Linked DNA regions of Homo sapiens: region 2 is linked to region 1. A link is an interaction called in ENCODE POLR2A ChIA-PET data of the cell type or tissue named here. Cell type or tissue: GM12878. All regions are shown on one strand. Each heading gives the region's core, and the rest is flanking DNA. Links, peaks and the distances in the headings are about the cores only.

Region 1 (2,906 bases), core at 274-2,773:
TGTTTCCACCTTGTTCCCCACCCCCACCACACTGGCCTTCATTTCTTCTCCACTAGTGTACTAAGTCCACTCTCTCCTAAGTGCACTGACTGCTGGGCAGCCCCTCACCCGGGTTGCTGCAAGCTGGCTTCTCCTCCGCAGAGAGGCTGCCTGACTCCCCCGACCCAGGTCCCCAGCCCCAGCTCTCCTGGTCCTGTCCCCTGACTGTCCCAGTTCAGACCAGTATCTGCTGCCCACTCCTTTGCCTACTTCTTTGTTATGCCCTCAGCAGCTCCACCTGTGAGCTCCACCAGTGCTTGAGCTTTGACTTAAGCCCTGCTGCATCCCCGCACCCCTGCACGTTGTAGGTGCTTAATAAATGTTTATGGACTGAGTGAGTGGACATTCTGTTTCTGGGCCTGTCTTCTGCTCTGAGAGGGTAGGGAGTCCCTGGGCAGAAAGAAGAACAACAGGGTCAGCGGGAAGTTGGGCTGCCATTCAGGGCCTGAAGAAAGTTGGTAACAGCCTCAGCTGTTCATTGCCCACTAGAAAGAGCCTGGGCTTTGGGGTCAGGTATTTGTGGGAGCACATCTCAGCTCCCCACATCCCAGACTGGATGCAAAAAGCTCAGTCTCTCTGGGCTTTGACTCTCTCGTCTGTGAGAAGGGGGTCGTGGCAGCATTTGCCTTATTCTGAGGATAGAGTGATTTAAAAATCAAGTTCATATCTGGCACATAGTAGATGTTCAGCTAACTGTGGCCACTTATTGTCAGCCTAACACCTGCCGTGCACACACATGCATCATCGTCGTCACCTTCACCATGAGCCGTGCGGCCTTTTCCAGCTGGGGCTCCCCACTGCTCAGAGATAAAGGTTTCCAGAGGCGTCAGCATGACGCTCAGCCCCGGCCTCTTTTTCTCTCGTTCTTGCACCATCTGTCTGTTGAGTGCCTGCCACATGCCAGGTGCAGCCTCAGATGCCGGAGGCATAGTCACTTTCGGATGAGGGAAGCAGATAGCCCACCAGCGAGCACAGGGACGTGCCAGGTCAGTCCAAGCAGGAGCAAGTGCTCAGGAAATAAACCAGATGGGAGTGGTAGGGAGTGGCCAGGGTGGGGACTCTGGCCAGGGTATCTAGGAAGTCCTCTTTGAGGAGGTGCTGTTGGAACCAGGACTCAGTCCTTCAGAGAGCCACAGGCTGAGCACTCCTGGCAGGGCAGCAGCAGGGGCAAGGCGGCCGAGCGGAGAATGGGCCTGGCTTGTCTGAAGACCAAGACGGCTGTGGCTGCAGCGGAGTTAAGCGGGAGAGGTGGGAGAGGAGAGCAGGAAGGCAGGGGCCAGGCAGCCTGGGGCCTCGTCCAGACTCTCAGCTTCTGTACTTCTCCCTGGGGACATCTGTGAGTCGCTGAGCTGTGGACAGGGAGTGCTCACTGAGTCACCCAGGGCCTCACGGCAGGACCTGGCCACATCTTCTCACGAAGGACCCGGTTCATTGATTCTCCTTCCTCAAATAGGTCCCCTCCACCCAGCAGAACCCAAAGGAATCAAAAGCTTGGGGGTTTTGTGCATTTGTTTTAAGATTCCAACTTTCTTGTCCATTTACCTTTTTATTTTTTATTTTTTTGAGACAGATTTCGCTCTTGTCGCCCAGGCTGGAGTGCAACGGTATGATCTCATGTCACGGCAACCTCCGCCTCCCAGGTTCAAGCAATTCTCCCGCCTCAGCCTCCCGAGTAGCTGGGACTACAGGTGCCTGCCACCAAGCTCAGCTAATTTTTGTATCTTTAGTAGAGACGGGGTTTCACTATGCTGGCCAGGCTCGTCTCGAACTCCTGACCTCAAGTGATCCGCGCGCCTCGGCCTCCCAAAGTGCTGGGATTACAGGCGTGAGCCACCACGTCTGGCCTTCTTGTCCGTTTATTTATTCATTCAACAAATATTCATGAAATGTATGTTGTAAGCTGAATACTTTGCCAGGCTCCGAGGACCAGTCAGGCACTTTGATGCCTTCAAGCAGCCTAGGACCTAGAGGTTTCAATGCCTCTGCTTTCCTATTTATAAATGGGCAGACTGGACCTGAAGTCCTGAAGGCTCACCCGCCTGGAAGCCACCTCTCCTCTGGAGTTCTGATGACGCTGCAGAAGCCTGTACGTATCTCTGCCCAATACCACATGTACAACAGAGGACTTTAACTAAAACGAGTGAGAGAGAGAGATTCCTTTTTCCCAACTTAGGATCTAAAAGTTTCTTGAACGTTCAGTTCTGTGGCTCCATTGCCCACCCAGATCACCCACCCTGGCTACAACCAATCCAAAAACTTGAACAGATTAAGAGTTTACCAACCCACCCTTCCTTTCTGACCTGGAGTGAGAAAGAAGCACAGTTGTCCCTCAGTATCCACAGGCGATCTGGTCCAGGTCCTTAAGAATACCGAAATATGCAGATGCTCAAGTCTCTGATATAAAATGTGTAGTATTTGCATATAAGCTATGCACATCCTCCCATAGAGTTTAAATAATCTCTAGATTACTTATAACACCTAATACAATGTAAATGCTATATAAATGGTTATACTATATTGTTTTCATTTGCATTATTTTCTATTTTTTATCTATTTTTTTTTTTTTTTGAGATGGAGTCTTGCTCTGTCACCCAGGCTGGGGTGCAATGACGTAATCTCTGCTCACTGCAACCTCTGCCTCCTGGGTTCAAGCAGTTCTCGTGACTCAGCCTCCCAAGTAGCTGAGATTATAGGCGTCTGCCACCACATCTGGCTAATTTTTGTATTTTTAGTAGAGAAAGGGTTTCACCATGTTGACCAGGCTGGTCTTGAACTCCTGACCTCAAGCAGTCCACCCGCCTCAGCCTCCCAAAGTGCTGAGTTTACAGGCATGAGCCACTGTGCCTGGCCATTATTTCTATTTTCTA
Region 2 (2,906 bases), core at 356-2,855, 210 kb before region 1:
ACAGCACGGTATTACTAGCCTTCAGCTCAGGCTGGTTCTTAACTGCCCATCAGCTGTGGACACATGCCCTTGCTGAAAGCTGTTTGGCCCAAATGTGTAAACACAAGAACTGTACAAAGGTAAAACGAAGAGCCCCCTCTAAGGGGTGGCTGCAGAACAACCTGCCGTAGCTGCTGTGCAAGGAAGAACGGCCATCTCAGAACGTTCTGTTGCTTGGCATTGAGAACAGTGGTGGCCTTCACCTTTCGATGTGAAGATGACCGTTCACTGGATGAAAAATCTACTGAGTTTACATCTTTAAAGTGGGTGGTGGCATGGAGAAGCCAGGGGAAGGAAGAAGTGTGCTTGTATATGGCACCTCCAAGCCTGAAGTCCGTGGAAAACCCACGTTCAGCTGCTATTACCTACTGGAGACGCTCGCGCTGAGCGGGCTAGGAACCTCTCTAGAGAAGAATGCTGGAGGGCAGGAAAGCCCAGGAAGGTGAAAGGTGCGAAAACAGTGGGTAGATACCTTAATTCTAAGGAACTTTTTAATAAGCAAGTTCCCAGCAGCTTTCTTCCCAAGTCCTTTTAGAAAGTGGGCTCTTTTGCCAGCACTGAGAACCTTCGCTCACTTCAGCTGAAAGGAGAAAACACAGGGCTGATCCCAGCTTGCAGGGAAGGGGAAACGAAACGTTGTCTCTGGCCTGTGTCACCTCTTAGTGCTCCAACAGGGACCTTAGGGCAAGTTACAACTTGTTTAGAAAGCAAATTCCTTGTACAACAGACCTATGGCTCCCCTAGCCAGGACTTTTATCTCATGCCCTAAAACGAATGAAGTTCCCAGGAAAGTGAAGCTTCTCATCAACATGACAAATTTTCTTTAAAATTTCAACATCAAATTCCTTTGAAGTATAATATCATACATTTCCATTCTTTATAGAACTTTGACAATACTTAATTTCTTTCTCCCTTAGTGACAAAGGGGTCACAGTTTTTTTTTTTTACCGTATCTTATAGGCCAGGCGTGGTGGCTCACGCCTGTAATCCCAGCACTTTGGGAGGCCGAGACAGGCGGATCACGAGGTCAGGAAATCGAGACCATCCTGACCAACATGGTGAAACCCCGTCTCTACTAAAAATACAAAAAAATTAGCCAGGCGTGGCGGCAGACACCTGTAGTCCCAGCTACTCGGGAGGCTGAGGCAGGAGAATGGCATGAACCTGGGAGGCAGAGGTTGCAGTGAGCCGAGATCATGCCACTACACTCCAGCCTGGACAACAGAGCGAGACTCTGTCTTGAAAACAAAAAACAAAAAACAACCCCCCTCCACCCAAAAAAACCCCCACTATATCTTATAAAGGAAAGTCTTATAAATTCCAAGCTTCTTTAGGACCATGTTAGGCAAACTCTTCTTTTCAGGAAAAGTTAATGTTGATGTGTCACATTCTTTTCTAAGTGCGAACTGTCTTAGAACTTACCCAAGTCAGTGAATGAGTAGCTGGGAGAAAGGGGTATGTGGCCAGCCATTAAAGTCACCCAACATACAAAGGAGCAGGGGCCAGCAGAGCTTCCCCTACACCCCAAATTAGGCTGCAGGTCATATGCAAAACCTAGGAGGCCAAACAGGATTACTTGTTTGTGTAGGGACCTGGCTGCCAACAGGGACCCCACACAGGGTGGCCTTGGCCTCCAGGGCCCTGCAACACCTAGCGGGCTCTGCTGTGTCCCAGCTCCGTGGCACCCGGCAGCCTCCCAGGAGACAGCCAGGCAGGAGTGATGATCAGGATTGTGTTCAGTTTTCAGCATGTTTCCATGTACCCAAAAGTTAAGAGTCCCATCTACCTCTATAGTAAAACAAAATGATAGTAAATACATTCCATAAAAATGTTTTTCAAGCCATCAGTTTTGTTTCCGGCCTTATCTGTCAGTATTCCTTTCAGGCACATTCTGAGATTCACAACTGTGTTCTTTAAACAGCCAAAATTCCCTCTTCTCCAGCATGAGCTGGAGGGTCAAGGGGTGATGGGAGCTGGTGGCTGCTGCAGAAACAGGTTCTTGCTGGGCCTTCCAACTCACTAAGCAGGCTGTGGGGCCTTGCTCTCCATGCTCTTCTGCCTTCATACTTGCTGAATCCGAAGGCAAGATCCTCTCCGATGTTACCTCTTGTTCAATAAACCTGCAAATTCGCGATACTGCCACCTCTAGTCGCCCTGGGATGTCCACTGCATCACCCACTTAGCACAGGCCCATTATGACTCCCTGAAGCACAGGCTTCCAGCTCAGAGGGCAGCGCACTGTCTCCACCCCTGCCCAATGATCCACTCAGACCCGGGAGGCTGTGGACAGCGCGTCCTCTGAAATGCTGGTCTCCACACCTGCCTGGGGCTGGGGCACCATGGGTGGATAAAGAAACTGACCAGCAGAAAGTGACTATTCTGCACGTGCAGGCGTGCACACAAGGTAATTACCCACAAGCCTGCAGAAACTCACACGAGCACAACTGCCTCGCTTTCCCATTCATATGTGTGGCACAGCTTACTGGCTGGTGCTAGCATACTACACATAAATACATTTATAGGAAAATAATTAAAATGCTGAAGTCTATCTATTTGAACTTCTTCCTCATCGGTAAAGCTGGGAAAGCTCACTACTGTGTAGCTGGTGCCAAGGAGCAGCCTGAGACCCCGCCTGCAGCTGTCCCTAAGACTTTCCTCTCCCCATACAGAAACCAGTTCTACTTCTTCACTGTTCTTCTTTCTTCCCTCTGGAATTCAGGGGTTAAATCCCTTCCAGGGTATTTGGATGCCTGCAGGAAGGAAACTGGAGAGAGGGCCCAGCCCTGTGCAGCACAAGGCTCCCTGCTCAGTGTGGCACCAGTTGGGCAGCCGTCAACATCTGTGCCAGTGTTGCCACCTGGGCAAGT

Evidence for each region. Peaks named below come from ENCODE experiments on the same cell type or tissue, not always from the same donor. Only the 100,000 strongest peaks of a DNase experiment are listed, where the experiment ranks them.
Region 2: POLR2A ChIA-PET joins it to region 1 with 5 read pairs; 2 of 35 experiments call an interaction of 5 or more read pairs at or near these places.

The regions. Positions count from the first base shown.
Region 1 is chr17:16,979,420-16,982,325 of GRCh38, reverse strand. It overlaps LOC284191 (a long non-coding RNA gene), which reads left to right and starts at 973. Exons shown (of 3, transcript NR_148948.1): 1 at 973-1,025; 2 at 1,610-2,125. RefSeq lists enhancers at 510-559, 154-693, 660-709, 780-839, 850-1,059 and 3 more. In GM12878, for the core only: no CTCF peak of the experiment used is centred there; a DNase peak (open chromatin) is centred at 1,425; H3K4me3 peaks cover 1,261 bases; H3K27ac peaks cover 2,464 bases.
Region 2 is chr17:17,187,581-17,190,486 of GRCh38, reverse strand. MPRIP (myosin phosphatase Rho interacting protein) reads right to left here. Exons shown (of 24, transcript NM_001364716.4): 24 at 1-2,906. Among named protein-coding and RNA genes, the nearest start is that of PLD6, 17 kb to the left of the region's middle. In GM12878, for the core only: no CTCF peak of the experiment used is centred there; no DNase peak of the experiment used is centred there.